Linked DNA regions of Homo sapiens: regions 1 and 2 are each linked to region 3. Evidence: read pairs that join two places in POLR2A ChIA-PET (ENCODE). Cell type or tissue: CD4-positive, alpha-beta T cell. All regions are shown on one strand. Links, peaks and the distances in the headings refer to the core of each region. The heading gives the core; the rest is flanking DNA.

The links. Peaks named below come from ENCODE experiments on the same cell type or tissue, not always from the same donor. Only the 100,000 strongest peaks of a DNase experiment are listed, where the experiment ranks them.
Region 1: POLR2A ChIA-PET joins it to region 3 with 11 read pairs; 7 of 35 experiments call an interaction of 5 or more read pairs at or near these places.
Region 2: POLR2A ChIA-PET joins it to region 3 with 11 read pairs; 11 of 35 experiments call an interaction of 5 or more read pairs at or near these places.

What each region holds. Positions count from the first base shown.
Region 1 is chr12:6,888,370-6,893,672 of GRCh38, forward strand. LOC105369632 (a long non-coding RNA gene) reads right to left here and starts at 989. Exons shown (of 4, transcript NR_135083.1): 1 at 937-989. RefSeq lists a silencer at 2,711-3,000 and an enhancer at 3,268-3,815. In CD4-positive, alpha-beta T cell, for the core only: CTCF peaks have their summits at 2,943 and 3,148; a DNase peak (open chromatin) is centred at 2,862; H3K4me3 peaks cover 1,258 bases; H3K27ac peaks cover 1,338 bases.
Region 2 is chr12:6,935,397-6,942,475 of GRCh38, forward strand. ATN1 (atrophin 1) reads left to right here. Exons shown (of 10, transcript NM_001940.4): 5 at 151-2,165; 6 at 2,449-2,671; 7 at 3,085-3,781; 8 at 5,484-5,627; 9 at 5,978-6,158; 10 at 6,351-6,925. The coding sequence ends at 6,384. Among named protein-coding and RNA genes, the nearest start is that of RNU7-1, 4.9 kb to the right of the region's middle. RefSeq lists a silencer at 2,133-2,202. In CD4-positive, alpha-beta T cell, for the core only: CTCF peaks have their summits at 2,807 (motif pointing left) and 3,017; DNase peaks (open chromatin) are centred at 1,425, 2,655, 3,545 and 3,595; H3K4me3 peaks cover 1,877 bases; H3K27ac peaks cover 2,691 bases.
Region 3 is chr12:6,720,250-6,727,328 of GRCh38, forward strand. COPS7A (COP9 signalosome subunit 7A) reads left to right here and starts at 3,797. Exons shown (of 8, transcript NM_001164094.2): 1 at 3,797-3,930; 2 at 4,365-4,569. The coding sequence starts at 4,408. RefSeq lists enhancers at 3,722-3,931, 3,962-4,101, 4,232-4,451. In CD4-positive, alpha-beta T cell, for the core only: no CTCF peak of the experiment used is centred there; a DNase peak (open chromatin) is centred at 3,842; H3K4me3 peaks cover 1,667 bases; H3K27ac peaks cover 1,394 bases.

The sequences.
Region 1 (5,303 bases), core at 1,304-5,303, 170 kb after region 3:
TGAGACACCACACCTGGCCTCCCATTGCCTGTTTAAATAGAAATGATGCAACTAGCAATATGGAAGGACTTCCAGATCTTTACCACATTAAGATTAGGGTCAGCATCCATGGCTCTGGGAGTCAAGGGAGAATCTCAGCCTAATGTATGTGGCTTTGAAACAGCAAATAATGCTTAGATCAGCAGAGTGAAGGATGGAGTCATGTTGGGACAGGAAACCTTCATTCAGCGCCTTTATGAGCACATTCATAAAGTGTGTGGTACATCAGTGTGGTATTGTTGTGTCCTGCAGCACAAAGCCAGATTTTTTCTCTTTGAGGTCCTGCTTGACTTCTAGAATGAAGATATTTGAAACTGAATCAGGGAAAGTACTACAGTCACCCAGGACTTTGCATTTGATTGCTAGAGCACAGGCAGGTTTTTGTTTGTTTGTTTTTTTTGACAGTCTCGCTCTGCAGCCGCGGCTGGAGTAAAGTGGCTCAATCTCTGCTCACTGCAAACTCTCCCTCCCAGGTTCAAGCAATTCTGTCTCAGCCTCCCGAGTAGCTGGGATTACAGGGGTGTGCCACCATGCCTGGCTAATTTTTGTATTTTTAATAGAGATGGGGTTTCACTGTGTTGGCCAGGCTGTCTTGAACTCCTGACCTCAAGTGCTCTGCCCATCTCAGCCTCCCAAAGGCTGGGATTACAGGTGTGAGCCACCGTACCGCCGTTTTTTGTTTGTTTGTTTTGTTTTTTTTTTTAAAGGGCACCAGGATTTGTAGAATGACAGCCCTGTAGAACTACACTGCCCCTGCACTTGGGGGCAAGGGCAAAGGGTGGAGGGGAATAGCATTCAGAAGATCATGAGTTGCTTTCAAACCAGGGCCTTGTGTTTCTAGTTTGGAAATATTAAATGCAGTTGGGCATCTTTCCCCAGAAGATAGCAACCACTAACCTCATGGTATTCTGGAAGATGGCCTTTTCACCAGTAATTTTTCTTTTTTTTGAGATGGAGTCTTGCGCTGTTGTCCAGGCTGCAGTGCAGTGGCACGATCTTGACTCACTGCAACCTTTGCCTCCTGGGTTCAAGCAATTCTTCTGCCTCAGCCTCCGAGTAGCCGGGATTATAGTGCCCATCACCATGCCCGGCTAATTTTTGTATTATTAGTAGAGACGGCATTTCACCATGTTGGCCAGGCTGGTCTCGAACTCCTGACCTCATGATCCACCTGCCTTGGCCTCCCAAAGTGCTGGGATTACAGGCGTGAGCCACCGTGCCTGGCCTATGCCAATAAACCTTTCTAATAGCTCTGAGTGGGTTGTGCTGTCTGTTCCTCTACAGACACATCTCACCAATAGTTTGTGTGTTTTTGAGGTTTAAATGGGCTTCTAAAATCATTATGCCATCCTTGGCTGGTTTTGAAATCTTTCCATCCAAAGGCTGACTTCTCTAGTAGGAGGTTTGAACTATGACTTGAGATGAAGAGTTTTTTTCTTCTCTTTTTTTGCCACGTCTTGCCATTGTAAGGCACATATTTCTTTTTGGTTTTCTTTCTTTTTAATATATAGAGGCAGGGTCTTGCTCTGTTGTCCAGGCTGGAGTGCAGTGGTGCAATCATATCTCACTGCAGCCTACAACTCCTGGCCTCAAGAGGATTAGCTTCTGGTCTTGCCCTCCCAAAGGGCTGGGATTATAGGCCTGAGCCACTTGCACCTGGCCCAGACACATATTTCTGGTTTTTGTCTTTCGGTAATGTTTAGTGGCCTTTCTATTTTCTTTTTTCTTTTTTTTTGAGACGGAGTTTCGCTCTTGTTGCCCAAGCTGGAGTGCAATGGTGCAATCTCGGCTCACTGCAACCTCCGCCTCCTGGGTTCAAGTGATACTCTTGCCTCAGCCTCCTGAGTAGCTGGGATTACAGGCGTCCGTCACCACGCCCGGCTAATTTTTGCATTTTTAGTAGAGACGGGTTTTCGCTGTTTTAGCCAGGATGGTCTCGAATTCCTGACCTCAGGTGGACCACCCACCTCGGCCTCCCAAAGTGCTGGGATTCCAGGCGTGAGCCACCGCGCCCGGCCTGCCATTTTCATTAACCACATATCTTCGTTGTCACTTTAGCAGTTGTAGGAGAATCTGCTGACCTCGCTTCACAAATTTTTTGAATCTTGATTGAATGTACAGATTTTTTGAGGCCGTATTTTTTTTTTTTCCACTTTGGGGATAGACTTGTATGCTAGCATGGAAGGGAATTGTTTCTTCGGTTGAGTGCCTAAAGTGCTTGATGGCCTTTCAGATGGATCATGTCATACAGAAAGGAAGTATCTTAAAACACTACAATCTAGTTTAAGACATAAAACAGTAGAATCGCTGTCAGCGTCACAAGATACAAACGAAGGGCTCAGAACTGGGACCAAGAGAACATAGTCTCCCCATCTTACACTCGCTCGGAATGGGGGCTGGCCCCACTCTGCTCTATTTAATCTGAGCACTGTTGAATGAATCTGCGATGAAACTCCACATTTCCTTTAATCCTCACAACAAAGATAAACCAATTTTTAGATTCGTAAACTGAGGCTTAGAGAAGTTAAACGTATTGTCCGAGACTACAGAACTGGAAAATGGCAAAGTCAAGATCCAACTCCGAAGAGCCTCCCCCTGCCCACTAGCGGGGAGGAAATGGCAAATGACACAGCAAAAAATGTTTAAAACCAGGATTCTCGGTCGCCGTCCCGCCCAGCGCCAACGCTCCGTCCCGCCTCGCATCAACGCCTCGCTCCTCCCCGCCCAGCGCCAATGCCCCGCCCCGCGCAGCCGCCCAGGTGCCAGTTGCGTAACCACGGCAAAGCTCGCGGCAGGGGGCGGGGCAGACGCTGACTGTCGCCGGGCGGCGGTCACGTGAGCGGGAGCGCAGCAGGCCGGCGGTCCGAGTGCCTCGCGCGCGCCCCACAGCGGCCGCACGCGTCTCGGGCTCTCCTCCCAGTAGTTCACTCCTTAGTGGCTACAGAAACTGGAGCCCGCCATCGGGCTTTCCCCTGAACTGCAGCTTCCGTCCCCGCCAATCTCTTCTCCGGCCCCAGCGCTGACTTTCATGCGTGGAGCATTCTGGCCCGGAACAGAGATCCCAGGGCGGAAACTAGGGCCCGAGGCTGAAAGTCCGTTCTTGGCGGCGAGGGCCGCCGCTAAACTGGCTGCTGAGGGCGTCTCTAGCTCGGGTTCCAGAAGAGAGTGGAATGGACTGAGTGCTTGTGAGAAACTTCCTAATTGAGGCTTACCTACTAAAGTTCTTTACGTTTTAAAGGGTTCCATTGCATCAGCCCTCAAAATGTTTCCTTCCCCAGCCCTCTTTCTTCTATCATGGTGGTTATGTCTAGGGACTCTCCACTGGGAGACAATCATTTTGTTCTCCCCGAGGAGGGAGGTCAGAAGTGGGAGACACCCAGGTTGTGTTAGAAACTATGGTAGCTGGGGCGATGGCTCATGCCTGTGGTCCCAGCTACTCAGGAGGCTAGGGCAGGAGGATTGCTTGAGCCCTGGAGGTCGAGGCTGCAGTGAGCTATGATCACGCCTGTGAATACTCTGGGAGGATGGGTGACATAGCAAGACCCTTTCAAAAAGAGGAGAAAGAAACTGCAGCGTAAAGTAGCACACCTGTTACAAAGGTAAATGCTCTTTTGTCTATCCTTGCTATTTTTAAAAATACTCAATTTTTCCTAGTTTTCCTTTTTTGTTTTTTGAGACAGTCTCATTCGGACGCCCAGGCTGGAGTGCAGTGGCTTGAACTTGGTTCACTGCAACTTCCACTTCCCAGGTTCAAGCGATTCTGTTGCCTCAGCCTCCCGAGTAGCTGGGCTTACAGGCATGCGCCACCACGCCCAGCTCATTTTGTATTTTTAGTAGAGACGGGATTTCACCATGTTGGTCAGGTTGGTCTCGAACTCCTGACCTCAGGTGATCCGCCCGCCTCCGCCTCCCAAAGCGCTGGGATTAAATGCGTGAGCCACCGCGCCTGGCCCTAGTTTTCCTTTTGACATCCTTCCGAGCCTCTGTTTCTTGCTAGTTAATCCTAACAGGGTATCATGGAGGCTTGTCACTTGTTCACGACTTAGCAGTGATTCTCAACGTGGAGGGAGGTAAGGGGAGTTTATCTGTAAGGGCAAATCCAAATTGAGGGAGGGTGCTCTTGATTACTTTTTTTAAAAAAGCACATTTAGGCCAGGCATAGTGGCTCACTCCTGTAATACCAGCTACCCTGGAGGTTGAGGTGGGAGGATTGCTTGAGCCTGAGAGGTCCAGGCTGCAGTGAGCTGTGATCTCGCTATTACAGTTGAGCCTGGGTGACAGAGTGAGACCCTGTCTCAAAAAGAAAAAAAGTATCTATTGAACATTTACTGTGTGCTAGACACTGTGCCAGGCAGTAGGGTGCAGAGTGAAACTGAAGAACTCAAGATCTATTGGAGGCCAAGTGCAAGTTGCTCATGCCTGTAATCCTAGCACTTTGGGAGGCCAAGGCAGTCGGATCCCTTGAGGACAGGAGATTGAGACCAGCCTGGGCAACATAGGGAGACCCCCACCGCTACAAAAAAACTAGCCAGGCGTGTTGGTGCATGCCTGTAGTCCTAGCTACTTGGGAGGCTCAGGCAGGAGGATCACTTGAGTCTAGGAAGTCAAGGCTGCAGTGAGCCATGATTGTGCCACTGCACTCCAGCCTGAGTAACAGAGTGAGACCCTGTTGCAAAAAAAAAAAAAAAAAGAAAAAGAAAACAAGAAAAAGTTCTGTTTGGCAGTTCTGCAAGGATGACCCAAAGATTTTGATTTGAGCATCCGAAAGTGATATAGGTAACACTAAAGAAAAGCAGGCTGGGCGCAGTGGCTCATGCCTGTAATCCCAGCACTTTGGGAGGCTGAGGTGGGCAGATCACCTGAGGTCAGGAGTTCAAGACCAGCCTGGCCAACATAGTGAAACCCGGTCTCTACTAAAAATACAAAAATTAGCTGGGTATGGTGGCGGTCACCTGTAATCTCAGCTACTTGGGAGGCTGAGGCACGGGAATCACTTGAACTGGGAGGCAGAGGTTGCAGTGAGCCAAGATCATGCCACTGCACTCTAGCCTGGGCATCAAAGTGAGACTACATCTCAATAATAATAATTTGAATGTGAAAAATGGGACACACACACATGCACACACAAACAAACATACATCTGGTTTTGCAAACTCTATGGCTAGTAGATATACAAAGAAAGCCTTTTGAGTATCAGTGATTTGCAAGGAGCAGTGTATCAAGATACTTTGCATTGGCCAGGCATGGTGGCTCACGCCTGTAAT
Region 2 (7,079 bases), core at 266-4,265, 210 kb after region 3:
AGATGGTAAGAGGTGGGCTTGAGCAAGAGTACTCACCACATCACAGTACAACAGTGTGCTGTGAGGGGAAATGATTTTATGCAAGAGAGCCCCAAATCTCAGGGAAGCAGGAAAGGAAAAGAGAAAAAATGAGTCTTCCCTTTTCTACAGCAGGAACTCCCTCGGCCACAGTCTCCCTCCGATCTGGATAGCTTGGACGGGCGGAGCCTTAATGATGATGGCAGCAGCGACCCTAGGGATATCGACCAGGACAACCGAAGCACGTCCCCCAGTATCTACAGCCCTGGAAGTGTGGAGAATGACTCTGACTCATCTTCTGGCCTGTCCCAGGGCCCAGCCCGCCCCTACCACCCACCTCCACTCTTTCCTCCTTCCCCTCAACCGCCAGACAGCACCCCTCGACAGCCAGAGGCTAGCTTTGAACCCCATCCTTCTGTGACACCCACTGGATATCATGCTCCCATGGAGCCCCCCACATCTCGAATGTTCCAGGCTCCTCCTGGGGCCCCTCCCCCTCACCCACAGCTCTATCCTGGGGGCACTGGTGGAGTTTTGTCTGGACCCCCAATGGGTCCCAAGGGGGGAGGGGCTGCCTCATCAGTGGGGGGCCCTAATGGGGGTAAGCAGCACCCCCCACCCACTACTCCCATTTCAGTATCAAGCTCTGGGGCTAGTGGTGCTCCCCCAACAAAGCCGCCTACCACTCCAGTGGGTGGTGGGAACCTACCTTCTGCTCCACCACCAGCCAACTTCCCCCATGTGACACCGAACCTGCCTCCCCCACCTGCCCTGAGACCCCTCAACAATGCATCAGCCTCTCCCCCTGGCCTGGGGGCCCAACCACTACCTGGTCATCTGCCCTCTCCCCACGCCATGGGACAGGGTATGGGTGGACTTCCTCCTGGCCCAGAGAAGGGCCCAACTCTGGCTCCTTCACCCCACTCTCTGCCTCCTGCTTCCTCTTCTGCTCCAGCGCCCCCCATGAGGTTTCCTTATTCATCCTCTAGTAGTAGCTCTGCAGCAGCCTCCTCTTCCAGTTCTTCCTCCTCTTCCTCTGCCTCCCCCTTCCCAGCTTCCCAGGCATTGCCCAGCTACCCCCACTCTTTCCCTCCCCCAACAAGCCTCTCTGTCTCCAATCAGCCCCCCAAGTATACTCAGCCTTCTCTCCCATCCCAGGCTGTGTGGAGCCAGGGTCCCCCACCACCTCCTCCCTATGGCCGCCTCTTAGCCAACAGCAATGCCCATCCAGGCCCCTTCCCTCCCTCTACTGGGGCCCAGTCCACCGCCCACCCACCAGTCTCAACACATCACCATCACCACCAGCAACAGCAACAGCAGCAGCAGCAGCAGCAGCAGCAGCAGCAGCAGCAGCAGCAGCATCACGGAAACTCTGGGCCCCCTCCTCCTGGAGCATTTCCCCACCCACTGGAGGGCGGTAGCTCCCACCACGCACACCCTTACGCCATGTCTCCCTCCCTGGGGTCTCTGAGGCCCTACCCACCAGGGCCAGCACACCTGCCCCCACCTCACAGCCAGGTGTCCTACAGCCAAGCAGGCCCCAATGGCCCTCCAGTCTCTTCCTCTTCCAACTCTTCCTCTTCCACTTCTCAAGGGTCCTACCCATGTTCACACCCCTCCCCTTCCCAGGGCCCTCAAGGGGCGCCCTACCCTTTCCCACCGGTGCCTACGGTCACCACCTCTTCGGCTACCCTTTCCACGGTCATTGCCACCGTGGCTTCCTCGCCAGCAGGCTACAAAACGGCCTCCCCACCTGGGCCCCCACCGTACGGAAAGAGAGCCCCGTCCCCGGGGGCCTACAAGACAGCCACCCCACCCGGATACAAACCCGGGTCGCCTCCCTCCTTCCGAACGGGGACCCCACCGGGCTATCGAGGAACCTCGCCACCTGCAGGCCCAGGGACCTTCAAGCCGGGCTCGCCCACCGTGGGACCTGGGCCCCTGCCACCTGCGGGGCCCTCAGGCCTGCCATCGCTGCCACCACCACCTGCGGCCCCTGCCTCAGGGCCGCCCCTGAGCGCCACGCAGATCAAACAGGAGCCGGCTGAGGAGTATGAGACCCCCGAGAGCCCGGTGCCCCCAGCCCGCAGCCCCTCGCCCCCTCCCAAGGTGGTAGATGTACCCAGCCATGCCAGTCAGTCTGCCAGGTGAGCGGCCAGGTGGGGCGGAGGTGGGCCTGGAAAGGGGACGACGACAAGGCGGCGACGAGAGAGGGAGTAGCAGGGAGGGGCCTTGCGCTGGTGTAGTGTTTTAGAAAAGCACGCCCCTCTCCTCCGTCCAGGCCTAGTGGCCAGTGAGGCCCGCAGCAGCTCACAGCCTGCAGGGGTGGTTTTGAGGCGGGGGCTACAAGCACTCGCCGGGGCCGCGGCGCTGCGGGCTCCATCGGGCAGCTCGCACCGCCTGAGCGCCCGCTGCTTCCACGCCCGGCAGGTTCAACAAACACCTGGATCGCGGCTTCAACTCGTGCGCGCGCAGCGACCTGTACTTCGTGCCACTGGAGGGCTCCAAGCTGGCCAAGAAGCGGGCCGACCTGGTGGAGAAGGTGCGGCGCGAGGCCGAGCAGCGCGCGCGCGAAGAAAAGGAGCGCGAGCGCGAGCGGGAACGCGAGAAAGAGCGCGAGCGCGAGAAGGAGCGCGAGCTTGAACGCAGCGTGGTGAGTGCGTCACTGCCTGCGCCACCGCCTTCTTTCCCTCTTTCCTTCCTTCCCTCTGCGCTGCGCTGCGCTACGCTACGCTGCGGGGCTGTGGCTGGGTGGGCGGGCGAGTCACGTCGCCACCTGTCGGAGGGGAGGTACCACTGCAGCCCAGGAAATGGAGCCCAAAAGGTTTTCAGCGAGAGCCATCTGCATTCCTGGGTTGGGAAAAGGCATGCTCAGATGGGACTACCTGTGGATCCCAAGAAGGGCAAATATTCGGGAGCGGGGGCCGCAGTTAAGTTCCAGGTGGGCAGAGTTTCAATGAGTTGAGGCATTTTGGCATTCGGCTGTCGAAACAAATGGGCAGCTTAAAACCAGCCACCTCTTTTCATAACTGCCGCTTTGACTCCACTTTTCCCTGTATCCCACAGAAGTTGGCTCAGGAGGGCCGTGCTCCGGTGGAATGCCCATCTCTGGGCCCAGTGCCCCATCGCCCTCCATTTGAACCGGGCAGTGCGGTGGCTACAGTGCCCCCCTACCTGGGTCCTGACACTCCAGCCTTGCGCACTCTCAGTGAATATGCCCGGCCTCATGTCATGTCTCCTGGCAATCGCAACCATCCATTCTACGTGCCCCTGGGGGCAGTGGACCCGGGGCTCCTGGGTTACAATGTCCCGGCCCTGTACAGCAGTGATCCAGCTGCCCGGGAGAGGGAACGGGAAGCCCGTGAACGAGACCTCCGTGACCGCCTCAAGCCTGGCTTTGAGGTGAAGCCTAGTGAGCTGGAACCCCTACATGGGGTCCCTGGGCCGGGCTTGGATCCCTTTCCCCGACATGGGGGCCTGGCTCTGCAGCCTGGCCCACCTGGCCTGCACCCTTTCCCCTTTCATCCGAGCCTGGGGCCCCTGGAGCGAGAACGTCTAGCGCTGGCAGCTGGGCCAGCCCTGCGGCCTGACATGTCCTATGCTGAGCGGCTGGCAGCTGAGAGGCAGCACGCAGAAAGGGTGGCGGCCCTGGGCAATGACCCACTGGCCCGGCTGCAGATGCTCAATGTGACTCCCCATCACCACCAGCACTCCCACATCCACTCGCACCTGCACCTGCACCAGCAAGATGCTATCCATGCAGGTGAGACCCCTCCTTCCTTGCCCTGGCCCTTTGGGGCCACCTTCCCCCTATCATGACTGGGCTCTTTCATTCCTATGGCCAAGACTTTCCTCCCCTGGCCTGGCATGAACCTTTCCTGAGATTGCTGCCCTGAACTTTGCCTCCCTGACGTTCTCTCAGCCTTGTCTTCTCATGGCCTTCCCTGGCCACAAAGCCTGTATGCCCCACAGCCCAGTTCTCTCCATAGTCTAGTATCCTTCCCATGACAGAGGCCCACACGGGAGCTTTTGAAGGACACTTTTCTATTCTCACAGCCCCATTCTCCCAAGCCCTTCACAAACCTGTCTTCTTATTTATTTTTTTGAGACATGGTCTGGCTCTGCCACCCAGGCTGGAGTGTAGTGGCGCAATCACAGCTCACTGCAGCCTCGACTTCCCGGTCTCAAGTGATCCTCCTACCTCAGCCTCTGGAGTAGCTGGGATTACAGGCGTGTGTCACCATACCTGGCTACTTTTTGTATTTTTGGTAGAGACGGGGTTTCGCCATGTTGGCCATGGCTGGTCTCAAATTCCTGAGCTCAAAGCGATCCACCCACCTCGGCCTCCCAAAGTCCTGAGATTACAGGCGTGAGCCACCGTGCCCAACCCACAAACCTATCTTCTGATTTCTCTGGATTCAACTCATTTTTTGCCATTTTCTCCTCTTCTCCCTCTGCGAGGTCTTTCATGTTTTTCCCCATCTCTAGATCTGTAACTTTCTAGAAAGGGCCCTGTAGCTTTGGGTTTGGGTGTCATAGGCGATAATGAGCTTTACTTACTATCCTTTCACCATTTTTTGGTTTTTGAGACGGAGTCTCGCCCTGTCACCAAGCTGGAGTGCAGTGGCGCGATCTCGGCTTACTGCAACCTCCGCCTCTGGGGTTCAAGTGATTCTTCTGCCTCAGCAGGCACTGCCTGCCCGAGTAGCTGGGACTGCAGGCGTGTGCCACCAAGTACAGCTAATTTTTGTATTTTTAGTAGACACGGGGTTTCACCATGTTGGCCAGGATAGTCTTGATCTCTTGACCTTGTGATCCACCCGCCTTGGCCTCCCAAAGTGCTGGAATTACAAGCGTGAGCCACCGCACCCGGCTTCCTTTTTTTCTTTTGCCCAGACTGGAGTGCAGTGGCGCGATCTCGGCTCACTGCAGCTTCCACCTCCCAGGTTCAAGCGATTCTCCTGCCTCAGCCTCCCGAGGAGCTGGGACTATAGGCGTGTGCCACCCTGCCTGGCTAATTTTTTTGTATTTTTTGTAGAAACAGGGTTTCACCATCTTGGCCAGGCTGGTCTTGAACTCCTCACCTCAGGTGAGCTGCCTGCCTCAGCCTCCCAAAGTGCTGAGATTATAGGCTTGAGCCACTGTGCCCGGCCTCTTCTTGTCTTATTTTCTAAACTTCTATCATCTTCCACCTTCTTCACGCAGTCTACCTCTCTCTGTCCTTCCCCTCAGACCCTTCTGATGACTGTAATCTCCTGTCCTGTGTCATCCATATGTCCCTCCTCCAGTAGGGCTCAGCCTGTCCACCCCTGCCAGGCCTCTAGTTCTTCCACTCTGCCTTTGTTCCACTTTGGACCTCCTTGTGTTTGTCTGACTCAGTTCCCAGGCTTGGATCCCTTCACCCAAATGCATGGTTTGCCCCAAACCTGCCTTCTGGTGACACCTTCCTCTTCTCTGCCCTCCAGCCTCTGCCTCGGTGCACCCTCTCATTGACCCCCTGGCCTCAGGGTCTCACCTTACCCGGATCCCCTACCCAGCTGGAACTCTCCCTAACCCCCTGCTTCCTCACCCTCTGCACGAGAACGAAGTTCTTCGTCACCAGCTCTTTGGTAAGGATGGAAGTTGGGGTAGGCAGCTCCAATGAGAAAAGGGCAGAAAGGAGGTATTTGGGTGGGGGGATGGGCCTAGTTGGGCTTGGGGAGGGATGAGGAGGTGCCTAGAGGAGCTGGGCATGGGAATAGGAGAGCTGGAGCTCTGCCCAAGAGAAGCACGAGTTTTAGTGTCAGCCTAAGAGGTTCGAATCCCAATTCCACCCTACCACTGGCAACTTACAGAACTGGGTGTGTTACCTCACTTTTTAGTTCATTACCTTTGTATGTAAAGGAGCTGGCTATCCCCTGGTCCAGAGCAGGTACTTGTTATCCGTTGGTCATATGCCCCTTGCCCTTCCTGCTCACAGCTGCCCCTTACCGGGACCTGCCGGCCTCCCTTTCTGCCCCGATGTCAGCAGCTCATCAGCTGCAGGCCATGCACGCACAGTCAGCTGAGCTGCAGCGCTTGGCGCTGGAACAGCAGCAGTGGCTGCATGCCCATCACCCGCTGCACAGTGTGCCGCTGCCTGCCCAGGAGGACTACTACAGGTACCCTAGGGTGCCCCAGCCCAGGGGACATGGGCTCAGCGAGCCTGGGAGGAGCTGTGGGCATGGTACGGCTGGGCACCGTGCTCCTGGGGGAGGGAACCCCTCCTCTCCCAACCCCTTCGGTAAGAGGGGGCAAGGTCAGAGTTGGTCTCAAGTCTCTTACCTCTCTGCTATGCACTGCCCCTTCCCTAGTCACCTGAAGAAGGAAAGCGACAAGCCACTGTAGAACCTGCGATCAAGAGAGCACCATGGCTCCTACATTGGACCTTGGAGCACCCCCACCCTCCCCCCACCGTGCCCTTGGCCTGCCACCCAGAGCCAAGAGGGTGCTGCTCAGTTGCAGGGCCTCCGCAGCTGGACAGAGAGTGGGGGAGGGAGGGACAGACAGAAGGCCAAGGCCCGATGTGGTGTGCAGAGGTGGGGAGGTGGCGAGGATGGGGACAGAAAGCGCACAGAATCTTGGACCAGGTCTCTCTTCCTTGTCCCCCCTGCTTTTCTCCTCCCCCATGCCCAACCCCTGTGGCCGCCGCCCCTCCCCTGCCCCGTTGGTGTGATTATTTCATCTGTTAGATGTGGCTGTTTTGCGTAGCATCGTGTGCCACCCCTGCCCCTCCCCGATCCCTGTGTGCGCGCCCCCTCTGCAATGTATGCCCCTTGCCCCTTCCCCACACTAATAATTTATATATATAAATATCTATATGACGCTCTTAAAAAAACATCCCAACCAAAACCAACCAAACAAAAACATCCTCACAACTCCCCAGGAACATGGCTGTGACTATTCTTTGCGGGATATGGGGGTGAGGCTGGGTCTCAGTGCAGCGGTGCTTAGAGAGAACTGCAGCCAGGGCCTGGCAGGGAAGCGGGAAGAGACCAGACCTTCTTAAGGAACGGGGTGTGGGGGCTGGGAAGAATTGGAGA
Region 3 (7,079 bases), core at 1,416-5,415:
GTCAGGGAGGCCCTCCTAAGGACCTTAAATAACAAATGTCTCCTGCATTCCCCATCCCCCTTACCTTGTTTTTGTTTTTCTTCATATTTATCACCTTGTAATTATTTAAGGCCTGAATTCTACCACAAGAATACAAGTAGCAAGAAGGCAGGGATTTTGTCTACCTCTCCAGGAGCTAGAACAATAATATCTTTTGACTCAATGATAAATATTTTCTTACATGTTTGACTCTTTGGATGTCAGTCAGCTTTTCTAGCTTTATTTCAGTGCATCTTTTCTATAATTAGCATGAAAAACAGCACCTGGCACATACCCTTGTATATAACTGCCACTTAGTAACGAATGAATGAATGTTACCTCCAGGACTTTGCTTATATTTACTTAGTTCCCATCCTCTTCTTGGGACACCTTTATTTTTCTTCCCACTTTCTCCTCTTCTTTTCCCATTTCTACTCCTTTTTCTTATCTTTCTCACATTTCCTCCTGCTCCTCCTCTTCTCTCTCTAATCCTACTTCTTTAGTCCATTTCCTCTCCTGTCTTTCTCCAAACTCTCTTTTATCTCCTTACTCATTGTTCTCTCATATTCTCCTCTCACTCCTTTTTCTCCTATAGAACCATAAGACATCAGAACCCAAATTGGCCTTAACATCTAATCTCTCTTGGCGGATATGGAAGAGGAGATACCACAAAATGGCTTGATTTGCTTTAAGGTCACAGCTGGTTTAAGACCAAATCAGGAGTAAATCTCAGGTTATCTCTTTCTTTGTGCTCTCTTCTCTGTCGCTCTTTCCTTTCTGCTTTTTTCCTGCTTCTCTTTCTTTTTTTAAATGTTATTTATTTATTTATTTTTGAGACAGAATCTTGCTCTGTCACCCAGGCTGGAGTGCAATGGCACAATCTTGGCTCACTGCAACCTCTGCCTCCTGGATTCAAGAGATACTCCTGTTTCAGCCTTCCGAGGAGCTGGGATTACAGGCATGCGCCACCACACCCGGCTAATTTTTGTATTTTTGGTAGAGATGAGATTTTATCATGTTGGCCAGGCTGGTCTCAAACTCCTGATCTCAAGACCTCAAGTGAGCCACCTGCCTTGACCTCCCAAAGTGCTGGGATTACAAGCATGAGCCACTCTGTCTGGCTCATTTCTTTCTTTCTTTCTTTTTTTTTTTTTTTTTTTGAGACGGAGTCTTGCTCCGTTGCCCAGGCGGAAGTGCAGAGACAGGATCTTGGCTCACTGCAACCTCTGTCCCCTTCTCCTTCCTCAGGGTTCAAGCAATTCTCCTGCCTTAGCCTCCTGAGTAGCTCGGATTACAGGGGTCTGCCACCACGCTCTGCTAATTATTATTTTTTTAGTAGAGATGAGGTTTCACCATGTCGGCCAGTCTGGTCTCGAACTCCTGGCCTCAAGCGATCCGCCTACCTTAGCCTCCCAAAGTGCTGGGATTACAGTCCTGAGCCACCACGCCCAGCTCGCTTATCTTTCTCAATACAGTGTTGGAATCAGACAAACTTGCATTTAGATCTCAGTTTCATCACAGACCGGTAACCTTCAACAAACTATTTAACTTCTGTATTCCTAAGTGTCCTCACAGGTGAATTGAGACACTAATATGCACCTCATAGGGTTGCAAAGATCGAATAAAAATTTGAACAATCGGCCGGGTGCGGCGGCTCGCGCCTGTAATCCCAGCACTTTGGGAGACAGAGGCCGGTGGATCACGAGATCAGGAGATCGAGACCATCCTGGCTAGCATGGTGAAACCACAGCTCTACTAAAAATACAAAAATTAGCCGGGCATGGTGGCGCGTCCCTGTAATCCCAGCTACTTGGGAGGCTGAGGCAGGAGAACCGCTTGAACCTGGGAGGTGGAGGTTGCAATGAGCCGAGATTGTGCCGCTGCACTCCAGCCTGGGCCATAGAGCAAGACTGTCTCAAAAAAAAATAAATAAGATAAAAATTTGAACAATCGAGGCTGCAGTGAGCTGTGATCGCATCACTGCACGCCACCCTGGGCAACAGAGTGAAACCATGCCTCTAAAAAAAAAAAAAAAAAAAAAAAAAAAAAAGTAAAAAATGAACAAATAAAGCACTTGGCGCAAAATAGAACAAATACGGGTTATTTTCTCATCCCTTCATCTTACATGTTTTTCCCTTCTCTCTAAAAATGATAAGCTTGGCCGGGCGCAGTGGTTTACGCCTGTAATCCCAGCACTTTGGGAGTCTGAGGCGGGCGGATCACGAGGTCAGGAGATCGAGACCATCCTGGCTAACACGGTGAAACCCCGTCTCTACTAAAAATACAAAAATTAGCCGGGCGTAGTGGCGGGCGCCTGTAGTCCCAGCTATTCGGGAGGCTGAGGCCAGAGAATGGCGTGAACCCGGGAGGCGAAGCTTGCAGTGAGCCGAGATCGCGCCACTGCACTCCAGCCTGGGCGACAGAGCGAGACTCCGTCTCAAATTAAAAAAAAAAAAAAAAGATAAGCTTGGGGCGGGGAGGGGTGGATGCAAAATAATAATAATAATGTTTGGACTCATTAATTCCTTGCTTCCTTCAAACTCTGAATATTTTATTATGCCTTTGATTCCTTCTACTCACTTTTGTTTCACCTTTTCCATTCATTTCTTCTTCTCCTCTTCCTCCTTTCTCTTTCCTTTCTGTGTTTCTGCTTATTTTCTATCACAAACCAAAATATGCGGACCATAAACTGCATCTGCAGTTCCTTTAGCCCTAACAGACTACGAGTCCTATTTCTCTTTATCTTTCTCTTTTTCACTTTCTTGTCTTTCCATTACTTACAAGTTTCTTAATTTTCCTGAGTTCAGTTTTTCCATCTGGAAAGTGGAGATAACAATTACTAGATCGTTGTATCAGATGAATTAAGTAATGCTCATGGCTTAACACAAAGGCCAAGATGTCATTAACTTTACCCTCACTTGACCTTCTGCAAGCCTGTTGTGAAATATAAAACACTATAGAAATGTTAGTTGTTTTTGTTTTTATTAAAGTATCATATTGAAGTAGAAAGATGGTTTTGAGTTTGAAAAGCTCCAGATAAATCCTTGGATTTTTATGAGCCTCAATTTCCTTTTCTGTAAAATGAGAACCACATAGGGTTTTTTCCTCCCCAAGAAATTAAGAGTCCATGTACTGAAAGCATCATTCTACAAGTATTAATACATATGTAGTAATCATGGTAGAGGGTGTCCTGAAGTCACAGGGGAATATTTGTGAGGATTCAACGGAATAAAATTTTAAAAGATGTCTGACCAATAGTAAGCACTCAATACATGTTAGCTTTATTCTCTCTTTTATTTTTCTCGCTTCTTTTCTCCTGCTCTTCAAAAAAGTGAGTGGTTGAACCACCTAGGTGATCTCTGCTGCTAAACTTCTATTATTGATTTTTGTTTGCTTCCTCTCTGCCCCTTGTTTCCTCATCCCGTTTTTTTCCCTCTTCTTCACTCCTTCCGTTACAGCTTTTCTCTTGCCTCAGGTACCCAGTGCAGTCCTGATCTCCAGCTCTCCAGCGGCTTAGAACAGACACAGAATGGGCCGGGACCAGGGACCCACCAGAGACGTCTGTAGTTAATAGCTGGCGCTCTTCCACTAATAAAGTTTTATTGAAATAAAGCATTTAAAAAGGCGCCCGTCATTCTTCCCCCAGCGACCAATCGAAGAGTAGAATGCCTGCGTCCCTCACTGGAGCTTCAGCGGTCGGAACGCGGGGGTGGGGCATGTCCTGCCGAAATTTGCGTCCTTAGAGCGGAAGTACGGCCGGAAGCCCGCCATAGAGTTTAGTGGCCAGAGCGACTCTTCAGGGAGGTGGCAGGAAAGGCTTGGAACAGCTGCCGGAGGTGACGGAGCGGCGGCCCCGCCCGGTGCGCTGGAGGTCGAAGCTTCCAGGTAGCGGCCCGCAGAGCCTGACCCAGGGTACGACGAAGCAGTCGGCGGGAGCCCACGGTCGCTGGGCGGTGTCTTTAAGGGAGGGGGCGGAGCCACGTGTAAGCTTCAATGGGGGTGAGGTCACGTGGTTGTGGGCGCGTGCGGGGCAGCAATGGAGAGCTGAGGGAGCGTCGTCAGGGTGGACACCATGCGACACCCATTTCTCCTTTGCATCCTGTGTCTTGGGGTTCAATGGGGTGCACGTGATGGGGCTTGGGGTTAGGCCCAGGGGAGGGGGTGGGTGTGGCAGCCTTGCGAAGTGGCTGACTTTAGGATTCCTAGATCAGAATTTTAGACCGCTCCATGTCTGATTCCTCACCGCAGAACCGACTTAGTGCCTTTACAATCCAGTCCCTCAGCCTTGTGCTTCCCATCCGACCAGCCATCGGGGACCTCTAGCTTCACATCCTCTTTCCTTGCAGCTCTGGACATCCTGAGCCCAAGTCCCCCACACTCAGTGCAGTGATGAGTGCGGAAGTGAAGGTGACAGGGCAGAACCAGGAGCAATTTCTGCTCCTAGCCAAGTCGGCCAAGGGGGCAGCGCTGGCCACACTCATCCATCAGGTGCTGGAGGCCCCTGGTGTCTACGTGTTTGGAGAACTGCTGGACATGCCCAATGTTAGAGAGGTGGGTTGCTGGCTTGAATAGCCCTCAGAGAAGCGTGGGCAAAGGTTTGAATTTGAGAATGGGTGGGCAGGGCTCATTTTGTGATCCAATAACCATTCAGTTGAACAAGAAAACAGTGATAATTAAATGCCAACTTGCAGAAGTAACCAGTGAACAAGCAAACCAGCTCTCCTTTGGAGATAAGGGATCTGTAAAGCCCACTATTTTTCATTTTAAGCAAAAGAGCATCCTATTCAGAATAGGAAACCTGATTTCCAGCCGGTCTCCACCAGTGTAGTAGCTGTTAATTCTCATGTCACCTTGATCAGGTCACTTTTGTTTTAGGGCTTCAGCTTTCTCTTTTTTTTTTTTTTTTTGAGACGGAGTCTTGCTCTGTCACCCAGGCTGGAGTGCAGTGGCGTGATCTCAGCTGAGTGCAAGCTCTGCCTCCTGGGTTCACGCCATTCTCCTGCCTCAGCCTCCTCAGTAGCTGGGACTACAGGCGCCCGCCACCATGCCCGGCTAACTTTTTTGTATTTTTAGTAGAGATGGGATTTCACTGTGTTAGCCAGGATGATCTCGATCTCCTGACCTCGTGATCCGCCCGCCTTGACCTCCCAAGGTGCTGGGATTACAGGCTTGAGCCACCGCACCTAGCCAACTTTCTCTTTTAAAAATGGAGACAATACTGCCCCTCTCTGTTGTGGGAATAAAGTGAGATTATGGGAAAGTGTGAAGTCTGGTACAAGTGGAGAGTGAACATGTTAAATTAGCATGCCCTTTTCTTCCCTATGTGCAGCATATGCTAATCTATTCAAGTTAGCTAAGGGAGAACGTGTCTTTTTCCCAGAGACACATGGCAAACTGCTAGGAACACAGCAGAGAGAACCGTTCACACAAAAGTGGCAGAGTTAATTTACAATCAGAGGAGGCAGCCTGAGTCCTGACATGCTGACAGTGGTATGTGGGTAAACTGAGCTAAGTTATTTGGGGCCTGTGGTTTAACCTTTTGGATCACTCTGTGATATGGAGAAAACTGGCTGACTTTTCCCTGCTTTCATCTGCAGTGGAACTAAAGAGTATCAATCAAAGTGATGAAAAAGAAGCACTTGGCTGGGTGCGGTGGCTCATGCCTGTAATCCCAGCACTTTGGAAGGCCAAGGCAGGTGGATCACCTGAGGGCAGGAGGTGAAACCGATATGGCAGAATCCTGTCTCTGTTAAAAATACAAACAGGGCTGGGCACGGTGGCTCATGCCTGTAATCCCAGCACTTTGGGAGGCTGAGGTGGGCGGATCATGAGGTCAGGAGATGGAGACCATCCTGGCTAACATGGTGAAACCCCGTCTCTACTAAAAATACAAAAAATTAGCCGGGTGTGGTGGCGGGCGCCTGTAGTCCCAGCTGCTTGGAAGGGTGAGGCTGAGGTTGCAGTGAGTTGAGTTCGAGCCACTGCATTCCAGTCTGGGCGACAGAGCGAGACTCCATCTCAAAAAACAAGACAAAAACGAAAAACAGGGCCAGTCATGGTGGCTCATGCCTCTCATGCCTGTTCTCAGCACTTTGGGAGGCCGAGGTGGGTGGATCATGAGGTCAGGAGTTCAAGACCAGCCTGGCCAAGATGGCAAAACCCCGTCTCTGCTAAAAATACAAAAATTAGCCGGGCGCGGTGGCAGGCGCCTGTAATCCCAGCTACTCGGGAGGCTGAGGCAGGAGAATCACTTGAACCTGGGAGGCAGGAGGTTGCAGTGAGCCGAGATTGCACCACTGCATTCCAGCCTGGGCAACAGAGTGAGACTCTGTCTCAAAAAAAAAAATAAATAAATAAATAAAACAAACAAAAGCTCATGTATCCCAGAACTTAAAGTATAATTTAAAAAAAAAAAAAAGGGAGGCGGAGGTTGCAGTGAGCCGAGGTCGCGCCACTGCACTCCAGCCTGGGTGACAGTGTGAGACACCATCTCAAAGAAAAAGAAAAAGAAGCACTTATTAAGTGGCTCTTTACTACCCTTCTTATGGTCTGGGAATACAAGAAAAGCACCAGGCATGGAGCTTACCCTTCTGAAGCTTGCATTCCAGTTGAAGAGAGAAGATGAATGGATAGAAATCTGAATTATTTATTTATTTAGCAAGTATTTCTTGCGAGGCAATTACTGCATAGCTCTGTGGGATACCTGAGACTGGGTCTATAATCTTGTTGAAAGATATTCTTAGGTAGCAACCTTCTGCAAGGATTGATTGATTAAGTGCCAGAATGAAGCTGAGCACAGTGGCTCACGCCTATAATCCCAGCACTTTGGGAGGCCAAGGCAGGTGGATCACCTGAGGTCAGGAGTTCGAGACCAGCCTGGCCAATGTGGCGAAACCCTGTTTCTACTAAAAATACAAAAATTAGCCTGGTGTGGTGGTGCACGCCTGTAATCCCACCTGCTTGGGAGGCTGAGGCAGGAGAATTGCCTGAACCTGGGAGGCGGAGGTTGCAGTGAGCCAAGATCGCGCCACTGCACTCCAGCCTGGGTAACAGAGGGAGAC